Linked DNA regions of Mus musculus: region 2 is linked to region 1. The links are chromatin loops, found by intact Hi-C in ENCODE. Cell type or tissue: heart. All regions are shown on one strand. Each heading gives the region's core, and the rest is flanking DNA. Links, peaks and the distances in the headings are about the cores only.

The links. A loop is a pair of places that touch in the nucleus more often than their neighbours do. Peaks named below come from ENCODE experiments on the same cell type or tissue, not always from the same donor. Only the 100,000 strongest peaks of a DNase experiment are listed, where the experiment ranks them.
Region 2: it touches region 1 in a loop (10-fold over the local background); 5 of 42 quality-filtered maps call a loop at or near these places.

Annotation. Positions count from the first base shown.
Region 1 is chr13:73,347,437-73,357,188 of GRCm38, reverse strand. No RefSeq gene overlaps it. Among named protein-coding and RNA genes, the nearest start is that of Eprn, 4.9 kb to the right of the region's middle. In heart, for the core only: a CTCF peak has its summit at 5,089; no DNase peak of the experiment used is centred there; H3K27ac peaks cover 989 bases.
Region 2 is chr13:73,086,699-73,096,450 of GRCm38, reverse strand. No RefSeq gene overlaps it. Among named protein-coding and RNA genes, the nearest start is that of Gm30154, 41 kb to the left of the region's middle. In heart, for the core only: CTCF peaks have their summits at 4,370 (motif pointing left) and 8,450 (motif pointing left); no DNase peak of the experiment used is centred there.

The sequences.
Region 1 (9,752 bases), core at 624-8,623:
AAGCCTGTTCATCCAAGTAAGAACAACAACAAAAATTAAAAAAAAAACAAAAAAACAAGATTTTAATTATGAATGTTTCTCTAAAGAGAAAAAAATTAAGGATGAGACAGGGAAGCATTGTTGACAGGACTCAAGATCACACTGGTGACTTGCCAGTTTCAGCTGAGGAAACCTATCAGGAGCAGAGGTCAGAGGTCAGAGGTTAGCGGAAAGACAGTCATTATGTGTTTTACTGTAGTTAGAAGCACTGAAGAAAGGAGGGAAAGAGACAGGCATGCTCTCTCCACAGTTCCCAGCGCTTCCCTGGGATTCCAGGGAAGAGGGAAGGAAACACAACCAATCAGAGAAGGAACATAGGTTCTCAGAGCTGAAAGGATGAGAGCAATCGGCCACCATTCCGTGGGGGTGAGGATGCTTCCCTGTGCACCTGCCCCAGGCCATGCTCCACTGGGACTGTGGCCCACAGAGAACACTGGATAACAAAGGCAAAGAGAAAACCCAAGTCGTCCAAGGAAGGAGTAGCTCACAAACAAAGGCTGCCAGAGGTAGTGACCCTTTTGCTAAAGGAAACAGGAGCCCTTGAGCAGGGCAAACACACTGTTAACACTTGCTCATCTCATCACTGGACTTGGCAGTTTTATTTATAGAGAACGTCCCTGGAAATACACTTGTGCGTGACACTGACAAAGACACTTTCAGAGACATTGTCATGTGAGTGGAAAGTGAAAAAATCAAATGTTCATGGAAAGAGAGTGTTAACCCAGCCTGCCACCCCTGATGCTGGAGTTCTGTAGAGCCATTTTAAAAGAATGAGGTGTGGACCAGGGAGATGACACAGTGGATAACATGCTTGCTGTGTAACCATGAGGACATGAACTGGGGTTCCTCACACTAACTTAAAAGCAGAGAATGGTGGGTGGCAGGTGTCTGTAGCACCTGTGCTTTGGGGGCTGTGGAGACAGGGGGATCCCCAAAGCACAGCTCAGTTACCAGGGAGTCTGGCCAAGCAATGAGTGCCAGGTTCAGTGAGAGATTCTGTCTCCAAAACTATGGTGGAGAGCAATCAAGAAATATATCCAACATCAACCTCTGGTCTCCATATGTGCTCATATGGGTACCACATATATGTGTCCATGTACACATTCCCAGACACACACATACACACACGCGCGTGCACACACTCACACACACACACACACACAGATGCACATCAGAATATTTACACACATGAAAGAATAAATTGACCTAATAAAAAATGGAAAAAAAAAGGAAAAAAAAAAGAATAAATTGTGACTTCATATATCAAGATGGAGGGATTGTCAAGACGGGAAATAGTTAATAGTGCAGAAAATAAATATCCCAAATATCTCATCAAAATCTGATTTTTCTACACCTACAGAAACAAACACAAATAATCCAGGAATCTAGGTCTTTGCTAGAATTGGAAGACCGGCTCTGACTTTTTATTTGATAAACTTCCACACAATTTCATTTTTGTGCTGTGGGGGGAAAAAACCTAGTTTTAAAAAATCTCTAAGGAATTTTTCTGTGTGTGCCTAATGGGCTGGTTGGCCATACGGTGAGTCACCTTGAGTCTGCAGTGACTGGGCAGCAGGTCTTGATGACTGTGTGACGGTCTGTGGCCCTTGCCAGTGTTTGCCAGCCATGGCAAGCTCTCTTCCTGAGTCTGATGCTGCCGACATGATTACTCCCCTTAGAATTCTGAGTACTTATTTCTTGGCAGAGTGGGTCTGGGTGGCCATGCATTTTCCAATGTGGTGTTGGATTTTCTGCTCCTCTGGTCCCCCAGATGCCAGGTAAATAACTGTCCAGATGCTGATGTTGGAGGACAGAGCCTATGAGATTTCACAGCTCTGTTCACTTAGGGCTTGGAAGGCCTTTGAAAATCCAATGGAATGTCAGATTATTTAGAGTGTGTTAGTTATAGGAACAAGATTACATCTTCCTGTGATTCCGATTCCTGTGGTCTGGGCTGGGTCTGCTACGGTAAAGGATGAGTCTGTGAGTGTGTGTGTGTTCTGTGTATGCGTGTATGTGAGTGAAAATGTGTCTATGCATGTACATGTTTGTGTATATGTGTATGTATGTACATGGTGTATGTGTGCATATCTGAGCTTATGTTTGTGTCTTCTTGTTAAGGTCCTTTTGAAGATTTGTTTATTTATTACATATATATGAGTACACTGTAGCTATACATATGGTTGTGAGCCATCATGTGGTTGCTGGGAACTGACCTCTGTTTGCTCCGGCCCTGCTCAGTCAGGCCCTGCTCAGTCCAGCCCCACTTGCTCCGGCCCAAAGATTTATTTGTTATTATATGCAACTACATTGTAGCTATCTTCAGACACACCAGAAGAGGGCGTCAGATCTCATTACGGATGGTTGTGAGCCCACCATGTGGTTGCTGGGATTTGAACTCAGAACCTCTGGAAGAGCAGTCAGTGCTCTTAACCGCTGAGCCATCTCTCTAGCCCTTGACCCTGGTTCTTATTAAGATCTAGTGGAAGGCTTTACAACCCCTATTGTCATGACTTTCTGCCTGTGGTACCTCCAGAAAACAGGCTAGATCCTCATGGTCTCCAAAAGGCAAAGAAAGCTGTTTCTGTGCTGAAGAGCTTCCGTTGCCTGGAGAGATGGCCACTCTGCCACCAGGGCTAAGTCTCTGCTGCTTTATGAGTATCATCTTTGAGGGAGGATCCACACATAGTCTACATCTGTTGTCATGGCTCTGTGGCATGTGCACAGAACACGTTAAATCCCAGTGGCCATAGGCTTGCACCCAACCCTTGGATCAAGCTCCATTTCTGCTCTGTTCCCCTTAGCAGAAGAGAGGGCCCCCACCCCCAGCCCAGGTGTGCGGCCTGTGCAGAGGTTTTACAAAGGAGGGGGCTTTAACATTCCTTGGAGGATAGAGCAATACTTATCCAAGTATCCCAGAAAGTGCTGCAGTCACACTCATGACTCTGTCTCACGGCAGAGCTGGCTGTTCTGATTGTACTATTTATTTTGACAGGTGTAATTTTTTTTTAGAAACTATTAAAAATATAACACTAAGTTGAAATATGAAAAGTGATTGCTGCACAAGGCCAGTAAATTCAACAGTTTTCAACCCCAGGGTCTCGTTCATTTCCAAATTAATTTTTCTTCCACGGCGTAAGCACGCTGTTAAGTCTTCACAAAATACGGGCTCTCCTCCTTTAATTAAAGAGCAGTCCCTTCTTGAATTGCATTTGATGGTAGAATGAAATGAAGCTCCTCCTGTGGATCCGCATCCTTGGGCTTGAAATTCAGAGTTTAAACTAACTGAACCGTTTGAGGAAAGTACAACTGGTTAATGAAATCAAGAGGGATTGCGAGGAAATGTACTGAATAAGGAGAAAGAATGACTAGAGAAGTGTGGACCCTGAAAGGTGGACCCTTGTTCACTACACTTAGAGGACTGTGGAGGTCCCAGGCCCAGCCGTGTCTGTTATAGGTCCCTACTCCCGTTTCTCCTCCTGAAGTCCAGAGCCAGAACAGACACCCTCCTGACTGACCCGACTCATCTCTGCTTAGGTCAAGGTACCATGTGCCACTTTGCTGAACAGGAAGCCTGTCCCCTCATAGGGTTACACAGGCTTTTGCAGCTGTCCATGGACGAGGCTGTGGGTCAGACTTGAGATCTGCCTCCAGAAGTGTCTGGTGTTGATCCTGGGGTCCCCCCACACACATCCTCCGAGGTTCTCAAGGCAGCTCGGCTCTTTAGGATCAGAGTTGAGAAGGCACCGTGTCACCATTTAAGTTCTCCCTCAGAGGAATTAAAGCCTGGGTGGGCCTCACACCTCGAAGAGTGTGGGAGCCAATCCTGTTCCCTTTCTGCAAGGTCTGTATCATCACCATGTAGTAGGTGATACGCATACTGAGCTCCACCGTGTTTCCATGCCACCCTACACTTACCTGCCTACAGCACTGGGTTTGTGGGCATGGTCTGCACAGATTTTTTGAATGACAAGCTGGTCTCTGGGTGGCAGTCACTGAATCACACATGACTTGGTTGGACCAGCAAAGGGCAGCTTGAGATCCCAAGCAACAGCCTGTCCTGGTAGGGAGAGTTGAGCTATCATAGCCAGATCTTTGCAGACCTGATCTGCTGCCTGCTTCTCTCCCGGAATCCCCATGACACCTGCACCCAGAAGCATCTTCTGGGCTTGTCGGAAGAGATGTCCCCTCCCTGGATTCTAAAATCAGTAGCACAGCTGACCTTGGGAATGCTTGAAGCAATTCCTCCCTCCCTGTGTCTGATTTGTCAATGTGTGTGGAATGACTGCTTCATATTCCTTGATCATCTGAGCTAAATCAACCTCTTCCTGCATGCCTGCTGTGGACTTCTGAATTGGCTGCTGCCAGTGGCAGTCACTCAGCCACTCTTTTGTTTCCCTGCTGTATGCTCTTTCTAGGCATAGAGGGCAGTGGCTATCTTTGCCCTTGTGTGTAGAGTATGAGTGTGCTCACACTCCAAGAAGCTCTTTCACAGTGTTATCTTTGCTCTTCTGAGAGGCTGAGCCAAGAGCCTCTAAGTCCTCAGAACCCCTCTCATGGGTGAGTAATGGCCACAGCACACCATGGAACCAGAGGTTAAATCTGTGACCATCTCTGATGGCCATAGGAGGATCCCCTGTCACCTGATATGTCCTGTGAGGAGAGGAAGTAAAGAGGCAAACTTGGCTTTTCTCAGCAGCACTGGTAGTAGTCATAGTAGCAGTAGCAGCAGGGTTAGGGGAAGAAGAAGGAAGAAGAGGAGGAAGGGAGAAGGGGAGGAGAAGGAGGAGGGGAGGAGAAGGAGGAGGGGAGGAGAAGAAGGAGGAGGAGAAGAAGAAAAGAAGAAGAAAAAGAAGAAGAAGAAGAAGAAGAAGAAGAAGAAGAAGAAGAAGAAGAAGAAGAAGAAGAAGAAGAAGAAGAAGAAGAAGAAGAAGAAGAGCTTGTTTTTGTGTGTGTGTGTGTGTTTGTACATTCCAGACTGACTGGAAGGAGGGAAGGAGAGACGAAAATGGGTCAGCTGGAGAGCTTCATGTCCATAGAGGGCAGTCTAGGAACACCAGATGGACACCTCTACTGGTTCCAGTTTGTTCTTACTTGAGAGAAGATTTGTACTTGCCTGTGCAATGAAATCAACGTGTCTGTTGCTCTTTTCAGAATAAACATTTCCCCTTTGCTGCAGATGAAGACAAGTCATCTGAGATGAGGCCGCCTCTCTAAGGAAGCTAGTCATCCCTGAGGAGATAACCTGGAAGGTGCAGGGTCTGAAGAGAGGCAGAGAGGCTGGTGGGAGCTGCAATGTGGGATACAACAGGGGAGCTAGTGCCCAGGGCCAGTGGTGTATAACTGAGGCTGCCTGCTCTCCCCCTTCTGCGTGTGGCATATGAGCGTGCTCGCACTCCAAGAAGCTTTCCCGGTGTTATCTTTGCTCTGCTGAGAGGCTGAGCCAAGAGCCTCTAAGTCCTCAGAATGCTGCTCATGGGTGAGTAACTTTTCTACCGTAGGGTTAACACAAATGTCCACAGTCTGGAGACAAAGACAGAGACAAGCTCCTGTGGGCTGACTGAGAACAGGGCCTCCTGTGCTGGCGGTGGATTCTGACGTACCCTGGGCATAGCCTTTAATTAAAAACATGGCAGCTGACCCACAGATAGGTGTTAGTGTCAGAGGGTTAACAAAGCAAAGGTGAAAGTCACTGCTCTCCATCTGCCAGTCTTTCCCTCACTTTTGGTTATTCACAGTGGCAACACGGCTGCTAGAGCTCCAGAGGTCGATAATACGTCTTCTTTATCAGATGGTAAACTTAATGATACACTTGGCAAGGCGGAAGAGCCCTGCTGTTAGTTAAACACCACCTTGGCTGTTGCTTGAAGTCATTCTTAGATGAGACTGGTATTGAAACCAGCAGGTTCTGAAGAAGATAGCCCTTCCCTTCAAGGGTGGGCTCACCTCACCGGGCTGAGGCCTTTAAAGGCCATAGCAGACTTGCTTTAGTCTCTGACCTGACCACAGATTTCAGACTCCAGATCATGTCTGCCGCTGCCCTGGACATCTTATGTGGAAGGATCACTCTGAGGAGCTCCCACCAAATCCCAGATAAATTCTTTTTTTCCTCCTGTGGGTTGTTGCTGTCCGGTGGCTACTCCTTGGTGTGGCAGAAATGAGGTGTCTTATCAACTTGTCCTGCCTTTATCACAGAAGAAAAGAAAGCCACGCCCATCTCAAGTCTGCATAAAGAGAGCCACACCCATCTCAAGTCTACACTTCCATCCGTGCATCCAAGAGGATGCGATGTTCATACTGTCTCCAGCCCGTGCTGAGCGGCATGTCCAGGTAGTAATCCCATACTCTGGTCATAGACAAGAGCGCTCAGAAACCAGACAGACTTCCATCTCCCAGCTTCCGTGTTGGACTCACTTATGAAGTGTCTTGATAATTAGATAAAAAGGTAAGTTCCACAGTTCCAATTAGTATCTAGATTCACGTCTGTCCATGGCCAGGGCATCACACAAATGAGGCTGAGTAGCCCCATCACCTCTTCTTTCCTTCCACAAACACACTATAAGGAATGACAAAACCACTTTAAAGAAAAAGAGACAAATTCTTGATTGAGCAGGAGACTAATTCTCAACTAAACCTGTTAAGTTTCTAGCTCTCTAAGTGATTTACTCACATATATGAGATAAAATATAAGTAGAACACGCAAGTCCGACTCCAAAGTGCTATTACTTAGAAACAAAAAGCACTAGACTCCTGACAACTAGGAGATAGGGTCTTTTCCACAATGGGTTTCATGTTCCAGTCACAGGAATCACTGTGTTAATTGTTAGTCAAAATCAAATGTTTTTTTCTCTGAAGCAGAAAAGCAGGCACCTAAGTTTGGTTCACATGTTATTTTGGTTGGGATCAAGAAAGAGAAGAAAAAAAAAAAAACCTTCATTAAAAAGTAGCAAAGCTAGCAGAAATGAAATCTTGTAAAATCAGCACTCATGTCTGGATTCTAAGCTCCAGCTTAAATTCCAGGAGAGGAAGCTAGGATAATATCAGGGTCCAGGTGGCCTCCTAGGAAGCACCTGTGGCAGTGTCCTTGGGAAATGTGAGAGCACCTTCACCCTTGGAAATGTCACTGGGAGGCATGGTAAAACAGATGAGCTCCCAGGATGGCATGAGCCTACTGCAGCAAGGCTGCAATGTCCACAAGGATGGGGTCTCTGCACTGGGCTAAGGAGCTGCTTAGCCAGGGTGCATCCAAGGACCATAAGGTCTGGCTACCCACAAATCCCTAAAAGCATGGGTCAGAAGCTGCTCATAGGAAACCAGCCTGTGCTCAGCCTGTGTTTCAGCCTTGGGTAGTTCAGGTGGACGACCAGGCATGGCCAGCATCACACATCCAAAAGGACAGGACGCCAGTACAAAGTAGGACTGATCCAGGCATGGGGTGAAGATGATTGTGAGGAGAGTCAAACATGGCCTCAGCTCACTTTTTTTCTTTTCATACAGTCAAGGATTTCCTGTCTAGGAAATAGTCCTATCTGTAACTAACATGGGTATTTCCATGTCCAGAAGCCCATCTCCCAGAGTGCTCTAGATTCTGTCAAGTTGACAACATTAACCGTGCCATGAGGTCTATAAGAGTCAGAGGACTAGACAGTCTACATTTTCTATTTTTTCTTCAGTTGATTTTTGATAACTTTTGACCTTTAAATACCATGATGTCCATGTCTCCTGGTTGCCAAAGGTGACAGCATGAAGCTGCTCAGAACATCATTTACCTTGTTGGCAAGGGCAGGACCTGTCACGATAACCCCAGGTCACCTGCTTTCTTAAAGAACCCAAGATCACAAGCCCAGGGATGGCACCACCCAAAGTGGGCTAGGTCCTCTCTCTTAATCACTAACTAAGAAAATTCCCTGTAGTCTTATGATGGTTTGAATAAGCTTGGCCTAAGGATCACACCCCAGTTGACACAGGCTGTATTTGACTTCAGTGCTGGTGTCTTTCAGTTTACTGCTCTTAGAAGGATTTCTCTGTTGTTCTACATTTCATTGGTTTCCATGCTGTTTCTGTTTATTGTTCTATTTCTCATATTTTTGTATGAGTGTGGTGTATGTGCATGTGTGTGTGAGTACATGTACCTTAGCATATGAGGCCAAATGAATATATCTGGTTCCTACCCTATTATGCCAAGCCTTAAGAACAACAACCCTCGAACTGTGAGGCTGTCACAGACAAGAGAGACTATTTACTTAAATGGTCAATTTTTGTTTAAAATGGCCACTCAAATTAAAAGTAAAATTGGGGATCTGGAAAGAGGCTCAGCAGTTAAGAACACTGACTGATCTTCCAGAGGACCAGAGATCAAAGGGTTCTAAGTCTAACTAGAGAGCTATTGGTTACTGTCTTAGGATTTCATTGTTGTGAACAGACACCATGACCAAGGCAACTCTTATAAGGGACAACATTTAATTGGGGCTGCCTTACAGTTTCAGGGTTCAGTCCATTATCATCATGCCAGAATACATTGGAGCATCCAGGCAGACATGGTGTTGGAGAAGGAGCTGAGAATTCTGCATCTTGATCTGAAGGCAGCCAGGAAGAAGACTGTCTTCCAGGCATCAAGGAGAGGGGTATCAAATCCCACCCCTACAATGACACACTTCCTCCAACAAGGCCACACCTACTCCAACGAGGCCACACCTCCTAATAGTGCCACTCCCTGGGCCGAGCATGCTCAGATACGTGAGTCTATGGGGGCCAAACCTGTTCAAACCACTACAGTTAGAGTCAAGATTTGGATGCCACTCCTGTACCTTTGGGGCTATCATGCCACTCTGATCATAACTGTGGTACACAGGTGTCATAGCTGGGTAGACTATTGTTTGCTGTCTTCCTTTAGAAGCTGGGATGGAGCCTTTCTGGTACCATGAAGTTTAGTTTTCAGAAAAGAGGCTTTCAGGTCAGTTCCAGCTCAGGTGCTTTTAGTCCTGTGTCTGAAGTGCACGGTGTCTCCAGGAATGGGGACTTACTTTCTACCTCTGGCAGGCAGCCAAGTGAAATAGCAACGGCCTATGAGGTTTTAGGAGGCTCTTAGACAACACTGACCAACAGTTCGAAAGTAGACAGGCTTTTTGGCCTGGCGTTGGAATTTCTCCTCATCATAGACACCTACCATACCTTGCATGCCTGATAGACTACTTACCATAAAAAAAAAAAGATGAAGCTGAATGGTGTCCTCTTAAATGGCCTATGAGGTTTTAGGAGGCTCTTAGACAACACTGACCAACAGTTCGAAAGTAGACAGGCTTTTTGGCCTGGCGTTGGAATCTCTCCTCATCATAGACACCTACCATACCTTGCATGCCTGATAGACTACTTACCATAAAAAAAAAGATGAAGCTGAATGGTGTCCTCTTAAACTCATCTCAAAGCTGTAGCTCCCATGATAGGAACCATTATGTTACATAATATCCATTTCACCTGTGTTGTTGCATAGTATCCATTTTGCCTAATTTTGTCTATCGGGGCTTTTCTAAGCATGTTCCCTTGGTTAAATGAAGCCCAGATAGGCTAAGGGCTGCCAGTTCCTCTGAGGCTGCCACATTTCATATATTAACCTTAATGTTTCATTTCAGTCCCTGTTCTCAGGTCCTAATTTCTCCTTGAGAGGTGTGGTCCAAAAATCTCTTCAGGGAGCAGAAGGGTGATGGTCAGTTAAT
Region 2 (9,752 bases), core at 653-8,652, 260 kb after region 1:
CATGTTTTGAATTGCACTGAAAGGATCACAGAGCATGTTGGCTCAGTCAGGAATCACTAAACCACTAGGGTACTTCAGGAGGAAAACATCCCCCACTGGTCTGACAAACCTGCATTTCTCCCTCTTTTGTAAGTCCCCTGTAAACAGTCTGGGATGTTCTTGAGGGTGGAGAGGTCAGATTTTGGATTTGATCATTGGCTGAGTGAAAGACACTTCAGCAATAGAGTCTTTCCCAAGAAGGGACCAGTGTATAGTGGATGGTCTCCTGGCCATGGCTTCTCCTTGGGCTCTTTCCAAACTCTATGTCTTTTGGTCTCTGTCTTCAGTGATCTTAACTTCTGGAGCCAAGACTACCACAAAGGCCATGACTCTTAACAGGGGCCCGTGCTTTATCTGGCCTCCTAGTCCCTTCATTTATGCACAGGGCAAAGTAAATTCTTCAAGGACTTGGAAGGGGGCACTGTAAGCAAGGGGCTTCAGACCTCAGGTTCTGTTTCCCATTGAGCGCTGGAAGGCATGGCAGTAACAAAACTTAAAGATCTCTCTTAGTTAGGTTTTCTTTTCTTTTCTTTTTATTAGATATTTTCTTTATATACATTTCAAATTTCAAATGCTATCCAGAAAGTTCCTTATACCCTTCCCCTGCCCTGCTCCCCTACCCACCCATTCCTGCTTCTTGGCCCTGGCATTCCCCTGTACTGGGGCATATAAAGTTTGCAATATCAAGGGCCCTCTCTTCCCAGTGATGGCCAACTAGGCCATCTTCTGCTACATATATGCAGCTAGAGACACGAGCTCTGGGGGTACTGGTTAGTTCATATTGTTGTTCCATCTATAGGGTTGCAGACCCCTTCAGCTCTTGGATACTTTCTGTAGCTCCTCCATTGGGAGCCCTGTGTTCCATCCAACAGATGACTTTGAGCATCCACTTCTGTATTTGCCAGGCACTGGCATAGCCTCATATGAGACAGCTATACCAGGGTCCCTTCATCAAAATCTTTCTGGCATATGCAATAGTGTCTGGGTTTGGTGGCTGATTATGGGATGGATCCCCGGGTGGGGTAGTCTCTGGATAGTCCATCCTTTCGTCTTAGCTCCAAACGTTGTCTCTGTAACTCCTTTCATGGATATTTTGTTCCCTATTCTAAGGAGGAATGAAGTAGCCACCCATTGGTCTTCCCTCTTCTTGATTTTCTTGTGTTTTGCAAATTGTATCTTGGGTGTTTTATTGATTCAACAAAACACCATGAGCAAAAGCAAGCTGCAGGGAGGGGGAGAAGGGTTTATTTGGCTTATACTTCTAGATCATAGCCATCCCTGGAGGAATTTAGTACAGAAACTCATGGAGGGATGGAACCTGGAGGCAGAAGCTGATGCAGAAGTCTTGGAGGGTACTGCTTAATGGCTTGCTTCATATGACTTGCTTAGCTTTTTTTTTTTTTTTTTAAATAGAACTCAGAACCACCAGCCCAGGGATGACACCACCCACAATGGGTAGGCCCTCACTCACTGATCACTAATTGAGAAAATGTCTTACAGCTGGAGCTCATGAAGGCATTTCTTCAACTAAGGCTTTTTCTTATTACTCTAGATTGTGTCTAATTGACACACAAAACTAGCCAGGACAATTCCATAGAGTTATGGACAGTCACACACTGGTGGCTACTGAATCTGACATGTTTCTCCCTTCCTACCATGGGAGAAGGATGGCCCCATGAAGCTGAACCCAAGGTACTTTTCTGAATAGAGATACCAGAGTCTGACTTGTTTTTTATACACAGACATAAACAATTGATTTGGGTCTGTAGCTCAGTACGTGAGTGCGTGACTAGCATCATGAGGGTCCAGTAACACATAAATTGGGTCTGAATGGCACTTACCTATATTTTTAGCACTCAGGAGTCAGAGACAGAATGATCAGAAGTTCAAGGTCTTCCTTACCTACATATCAAATCTGAAGATGAAAGCTTATGCAAGGAGCCCTGGCATGCTACTTGTGTGACACTTGATGCTGACAGGGCTGCTCTCACTAATGCCACCCACCTACCTAGCTACCTAGCTTCTTCTCTTTCTATTCACACATCCAATCAAGAACCCATTCTGTGTGAGCAATACCCACTTTTATAAGGATGTAGAGTTGTTTTTCCCCTCTGTCACATTTATGACATATAGCCTGGTTTCTTATTCTCTAGATCTGTTTCATCCTACCTGCTTATAGTCTGCCTTTATTATTATGTTAGGGTTTCTGGCTTTCAGCCCTAGGCTCCCAATGCATAGCGTTTCTGGAACCACAGTGTGTACCTACATGCCAGGTGCTAAGCACATAGGAAGCATGAGCAAAGCAACATGACGATCCAGAGTCCTTCTGGGAAATAGCAGGTAGCCATCCCTGAGTGGTATGGGGCTCTGAGTGGAGACAGTTCAGAAGTGTCCATCCACAGCAATCATAGAGAATTACACTCTATGAATCATGGGAGTCTCAGATTAGGCAGCATCTTCAAGGTTCCCAAAGTCATCTCTGTCTTTTGAGCTGCTGTAACAGCATGATAGAATGTCGCCCAAATCAGCAACACCATTGCTTACTAGTTCTGTATAACCAACATCCAAGGTCAAGGATCAAGAGGGATGGGAATCCAAAGGCACCAGCAGACTCTGTATGTACCAAGAACGGCTTTTTCTTGGTCCCCAGAATAAACCCATTTTCTTGCTGTGTCCTCCCATGTAAAGGAGAAGGTAAAGGGGCTCTTGTGTGAGACACTAATTCCACTGCTTATGTCTTTTTTCTTATCCTGACACTACTTCATAGTTTCTATATCCTAATTCCATGATTTTGAAGAGTTGGAATGTCAGCCATGATTCTGTAGGAACCCACCTGCAGTCCACCATACTGTCACATCCCAAAAGCAGTGGTCATTACTTGAACGAATGTACCCTGTTGCTTGTGCTGATCTTATCAGTGAGAGGACTTGTCCATGTGTATCACCTGTGTCACTGGAGCAAGAAACTGGTGTTGGCCTTGACTTCCTTTCCTATATCAAGCTGTCCACACGATGGCCATATCTTGCCTGCCTCCTTCCTCAAATGTACCGTATTCACTCCCTCATCTCCTCCCACCCCCAGCCTCTCATGTCACTGGGGGCCTTTTCAAAGGGTACTGCAATTAAGTAGGTTTCTTCTCTTAGATATCTCCTTTATCACAGTTTTGAGCCTATATCCCAGTCACAGGAGGCTTACTTCTCCAGAGTGTCTTCTCCTTGAGGGTTTCAATGACCCTTTGTTGATGGCTTCAAGCCATCGGGTCAGCCCCAATTGCTCTGAAAGTTCCATTGTCAGTTACCTTGTTATTATTGAAATGTGTGCTTATTGCAAAGATGAATCGCAGGGATTCCCACACTCTTCTCAAGAGGGATGCTATTGGATGGGGCAGCAGTGGGACATTGGGTTACAATGGCCCCATCATTGTGAAGTTAGATGACACAGATTCCCAAACACTCCAATAGGCATTAAAATGCATACAACTCCAGACTATTGATGTAGGTGCTTCTATTAGGAGCTACTTGAAGGACTCCATATCTTTCCTGGTCCAACAGAGTCTGATGTTTGTCACCTAATTCTAGTGTCATCTAGATGGACACGTTAGTACCAGAACTCAAGTCATCATTCCCAGAACATGTAACGAAGACCTGTAATCATATTCTACTCCATGGGCTGTGTTTAGACCCAGCTCATACTAAGAAATGTCTCATCATAGTGTTGAGCTATGACCAACTTGAAGCAAGGTCCTGGGAAGAGTATGACTGCCATATTAGCCACATGTGTGTCAGGTGTCCTGGTGAGCAGGAGTGAAGGTCAGGTCTGTTGAGTGTAAGTTGAGTCCTCCTACTGTAACCTGTGTGCAGCTGACCTGCCTGTCAGACCATTTTCTTCTACCAGTGTCATACACTCTGCCAAAGGAGGGATATGTACAAGACAAATGTTTAAAACAGTTTATCAACATGCTGCAGCTGGTACAAATGAATGTTAATCATCTTAAAGAGTGAGGGCCTCCTTTTGCCTGGTACACAGAATAAAGAAACGTACTTTGGGGTCACAAGCATTATGTACTCTTTTTTCCCCCTGTTACAAAATACCTGACAATATTTTGACAAGCAATTTAAAAAAGGAAAGATTTGTAGTAGGTCACCGTTTGAGGGAATCCAGCCCATCATGGTGGGTAATGCATGATAAGAGGAGTGAGAGGAGGCTCATGACATTGTATCCACAGTCAGGAAGCAGAGAGTGAAACCTCAGGGCTTGCCCTCAGTGGACAGCTTCCTTCCATACGGCCCCACTTTCCAAAGGTTCCAAAATCTCCCAAAACAGCACCATCTGCTGGGGACTAAGTGTTCAGACATATAATCCTTTGAAGGCATTTTCTATTCAAACCACACGTGTTCTGGATTCCATAGGCTTACAGTCATCTCATGATGCAAAATGCATTCTTCTGCTTCAAAAGCCTCCACAGTCTTTAACAGCTCAAACACAATTAAAATCCCTAAGTCCAATCTGTTCTTAAAGCAATGTCTTAACTATGATCCTTGTACAACAACAAGCCACATACATCCAATATATAACAATGTAGACTAAACAGTCACGTGCTCAATTTGGAGAACAGGTGGATGGAAAAGGAGAGATAAGAGCGAAACAAGACCCAAATTCAGCAAACACCAGACCCTGCAGATCATGCTCAGCACTGGGGGACTGTGATGGAATCATCTAGGCTTCACTGGTCTTTGGCAGCCCTACCCCTTCATCTCTGCTATCTTCAGCACATGTGACCGCTCTTGGACCGACTCCACCCCACACCTGCAGTTCCCCTTGACAGAGTTCCTGCCACATCCAGCATTGCAACTTAGGGGCTTTAGCTATAACATAAGCTTCACCTTTAAAGCTTTATGCAAAGGCACCTCCTGCCACACACTGCCTCATCTCAGAAGCTTTGTGGAACCTGGGTTCTCTGTTACATCTTGCATGTCTGCGGGACCAGCCTCATGTAGATGCTACTCTCAGATTCTGCTCCAATCGTCAAATGTAGGCTGACACTCTTAGATCACAAATCTAAGTCTGACGTGGTGCCTAAATCTAAGGAAATGCTTCTCTAGTAGTTATGTCCAGCAGGGAACCCTTTCGGTGGCAGTCTCAGTTTAGGCTCTTTCAGGAATATTTGCATTTTGATGAGTTACCACCTCTGGTGAGTGGGTCTTGCCCTCAGGGACCCTTTCCTCTTCCCAGCTGCAGAGCACCAGGCTTTTCTTTAATACTTTTAATCTTTCACGGTTACAGCTGCTTTCTTCACACACTCCTTGTCTGCAATTTTAATCATGCACACAGCCCTTTCCTCAAAACTTTTATTCCATATAAGATTATATATAATTATATATAAAATAAATAAATACATATATTATAATCTTATTTATAAAACCTTATAAATAATATAACCTTATATATGTGCATATATCATATACAGTTATATATCATATACAGTTATATATCACCATATATCACATAAGGATATATATATAAAAGTCTATACATCTCAGCAAACTTCTACACAGTTGGAATGGCCATTTTGAAGCTCTGAAGCTTCACGTTAGATTTTATACTTTCACTATCAAGTAAAAACTATCATTTATGCACTTATCAGCAGAAAACCCTGAAACCAAAGGCCAAAACCTAAAAATCCACAACAGGCTTAAAAGTAGAAAAAAAGTTAGCTTTATATTCACCTCTATGACTCATCCAGGCTGCACATGCCTGGTGTCTTTCTCCTTTGCTTGCAGCTCTCTCACTGAGACTTGGCAAAGAACCAGAAGTAGCAGCCATACAGCCCGAACAGTATACTGTCTTGAAATATCTTCCACCAAACAAACTGAATTCATTACTCTTGAATTGACCCTCACCCAAGTACTCAGGACACCAGCAGAATCCATCCAGATTCCTTGCCAGAATGTAGCAATGTAGCCTCTGGTTCCTGATAGAATTATTACTTCCCACTGAGATCTCATTGCTAGACCTTCATGGGCCATATTTCTCTGGGCATTTGGTTCATTTGAACTTTTAACAGAATGGCCATTACTTAAGCTCTGTTTTCGTACGTAGCTTGCAAATCCAAACTCTTACATATTCCTCCAACCATCCAGTTCAAAAGACACAGGACCCTGTATTGACTAAAGACTGTCATTGCTTACAAGTTGTAGATTTTCAACTTGACAATGTTTACAGTCACCCGAGGAGGGAATCTCAGTTGAGGGATTGCCCAGATATGATTGGCCTGTGGGCATGTTTGTGGGGAATTTTCTTGATTGTTAATTGATGAAGAAGGGTCCAGTCCTCTATGGGTGGCACCATTCCCTGGGCAGGCAGTCCTAGGCTGTGTAACAAAGGTGGCTAAGCATGAACCAGTAAGCAGTGTTCTTCCATGGGTTATGTTCCATGTTCGTCAGGGTTCCTGCCCTGATGTCCTTCAGTGTTTCAGACTGTCTAAAATGTAAGTCCGAACATCCTTTCCTTTCCTAAATACTCTTTTGTTTAGAGAGCTTTATCAAGGCAACAGAAACCAAACCAGAACATTACTCTCTTAAAAGTTTGGCTTTGTTCTTGGCTCAGAAACTCCTTGAGATGAAGGGACCTCGTGCTGTAAAGTTATCATTGTCCCTCTTGCCACCACAGATGAGAGAGGGACACTAGCATGCCTTTCATGTAGCTAATTCTGAGTACTATTTTTGGGGTATCTGGTACATGGCTGGGGGCTCTTGATCCTGCCAGTCCTGGACAAGAAAGAGAGGACATTTCCTGAGCAAGGCATGCATATGACTGAAGGGCTGTGGGTTAAGCGTTATTGATTTTAGAACTGGAGGGCTATTTCCTGAAGTGTAGTTGAGTAGCAGGCTAGTTCTCACTAAATTAATTTTTGTTGCTTTGTGTGTGAAGTTCAGGTGAGAATAATTGGTCTGGGAAGGGGAGCATGCCATCTTAGCAGGATGAGACTGGGACCACGTGGGTCCATTTCCAGGAGTAAGACTTGTTATTTTGAGGCCTTAAGTTATTGGGAGACCACTTAGACTTTTCTTTCAGGCAAACGGAAGTAGAATGAGTGAGCAGGTGAATGGAGCGCTGCTGGGTCTGCTGTTTACCAGAAACTTGTCAGCCTTGTCACCCATTGCTCCAGGTTGGCGAGGGTTACATCCCTCAACTCCAGCGAGACCCACACTCAGCCATCACCTGTGGGGGCTGTGGCTCTACCTGGAGTGTAACGGTCATCACTTTCAAAACCTCATGCATGCACGAACACCAGTCATTGCAGAATTATCTTCTGAGGAACTAGCACCAGGCACTGAGCTGAAGCCAAGACAAACCAACTGGCACATCACAGGTGCCCAGAGGTAGTTGGGCCTGTGTTTCTGATGCTCTACTTGGAAAGACGGGCATCTCAAAGAATGCATTCAGCAACTGACCAGGCACTTTTACTGTTAGAGCCATTTCTTTCCATGATGTCTCGAGGTTAGGATACAAGAAGGGGACATTGCTCCCTTTACATGGCTTATAGTGTGTGTGTGTGTGTGTGTGTGTGTGTGCATGTATCTATGTGCATATGAGTGCAGATGCCCTCAGCATCCAGAAAAGGGCATTGGGTCTCTTGGAGCTGGACTTATAAGCAGTTGTAAAATACCTGATGTAGGTGCTGGTAATCAAACTTAGGTCCTCTTCAAGAGCAACAAGTGGTCTTAACCACCAAGCCATCTTGCCATCCTCTGCATCAGGTTTTAAGTCAGTGTCCAGGTAATGGTACACAATATAGTTGTTGGTGTGGTGTTCAGCGGCCGCTAGGTGTAAACCAAGGAGATGTACACCTGAGCATCTTGAGAAAGCCTAAGGCAAGTCCTCTGCACGATGCCTTGTGGATCTGTCAAGAGTGAACCAGGTCAAACCAGACATGGGTAAGGCTTGGGAGCCAGTTTTCTGGAGTCTATAGATCTTGCACATTGTACTACATGTAACTTCTGGAGCCTTAAAATTCTGTACCTATGTACAGGGGTGCCTGTTTCATTTTTCAGTTTAGTTGTAACATGAATTACCTATTCTGCTATGTCTTCTCTTCCTTCTTTCCACCCAACCTCAAGGAAATGGGGGAAGAGATCTTCCAGCCTAGGCTCCTTTGTGTTTCAGGGTATACAGGGGCAACAGTGAGGGGGTGGGATGTGGGGCAGTAAACTCATGCTCCCAGATGTGTCTTTTTCTAGTGGCCTTGTCTGATGGACAAGGAGCATTAAGTGAACACACACACACACACACACACACACACACACACACACACACACACACACACCTGTTTTTGACCTGTGAGGTAAGTCTACCTAGAACCTGTAGGTGCTGCTGCAAAAATGGACCTGGCACCATCTAGTGGCAATATTTCTGAACAGCAGATACAAGTGTCCTGGGCCCCAGAACTTGACTCTCCCTCTCTCCTTTTCCTCTCCTCTCCTCTCCCCTCCCCTCCCCTCCCCTCCCCTCCCCTCCCCTCCCCTCCCCTCCCCTCCCCTCCCCTCCCCTCCCCTCCCCTCCTCTCCCCTCCCCTCCCCTCCTCTCCTCTCCTCTCCTCTCCTCTCCTCTCCTTTCTCCTCCCTCCCCCTCCCCACTCCTCCCTTCGCTTCCCCCCTCCCTCCTCCCTCCTCTCACCTCTCTCTTCTCTTCTTCTTTTCTGTAGAGGCTTTCTAGGCTACTCCCTAAGCTTAAGTGATTATCCTGCCTCAGCCTCTAAGATCACAGCTGTGTGCCATTGTCTGGCTCAGCCTTACTCCCTTGGTAGTTCATCTGATGGGGCCCTGGGGCTCTGAACAGACAGTAAAAACCATCAAGACCTTATTCGATCTTTTGTAGCCCAGAGATGTCTATGATTCAGAAAGAATTCACCCAGTCCAACCTCACATTCACAGTCTGCTTATCAACGTCTATAGTTACTTGACCTCTATTTGAGATCATATTCAAGTTGCACACCCCACTCACTGAGGAGATGGGGCACAGCTAGTTCAGAGGTCTGCTTATGCTCAGTGAATTAGTGGTGAAGCTAGTCTAGGCCTGTGCTTGCTCTGGAATGAGCATACAGTCCTTGATTGTCCTGTGATAGAGCCCTTCTCCTCCTGTTCTGTCTTCCCATCTCTTCCCTTTCTTAAACTCTCCTTGTATTATCTTTCCCCTTGATAAATGTTTTTTGATCACCCATTCTAAGGTACAGACAGAGGGTACATGTACCACACATAAAAACATGGCTAATCTCAGGATACTGGGCCAAAATTTCTGTGTAGAGTCCAGGCAATACACAGGCTGTAGATACAGGGGTACAATTGTCATAGTGTAGCTGACAGGGACAGTATCCCATATAGGCTATCACTAAGAAGCAGAAAGTATAACCGACCATTGGGGATCCAGGATGCTTGCTGCAGACTCTGAACTTCTGCTACTGGGACCTGTTCTTCCAATTTCACAGTCCTGCCTATCTCCCACCAGCTGTATTCCACCACAGCTCGAAGGAGGGCTGTGACCACATTCCAGGCAAGGAAGCCACAGTGCAGAGTGAGATACAAACCAGTGAGAAGAGACTTCATTTCTTCCAAATCTGTCCATCACATCCCTAGTCAGGAATAAAAGACCAGCAGGTCACAGTCCATCTAAGACAGCTGGGAATTACTCTTGAGATGTGACCAGTCAATTGGAAG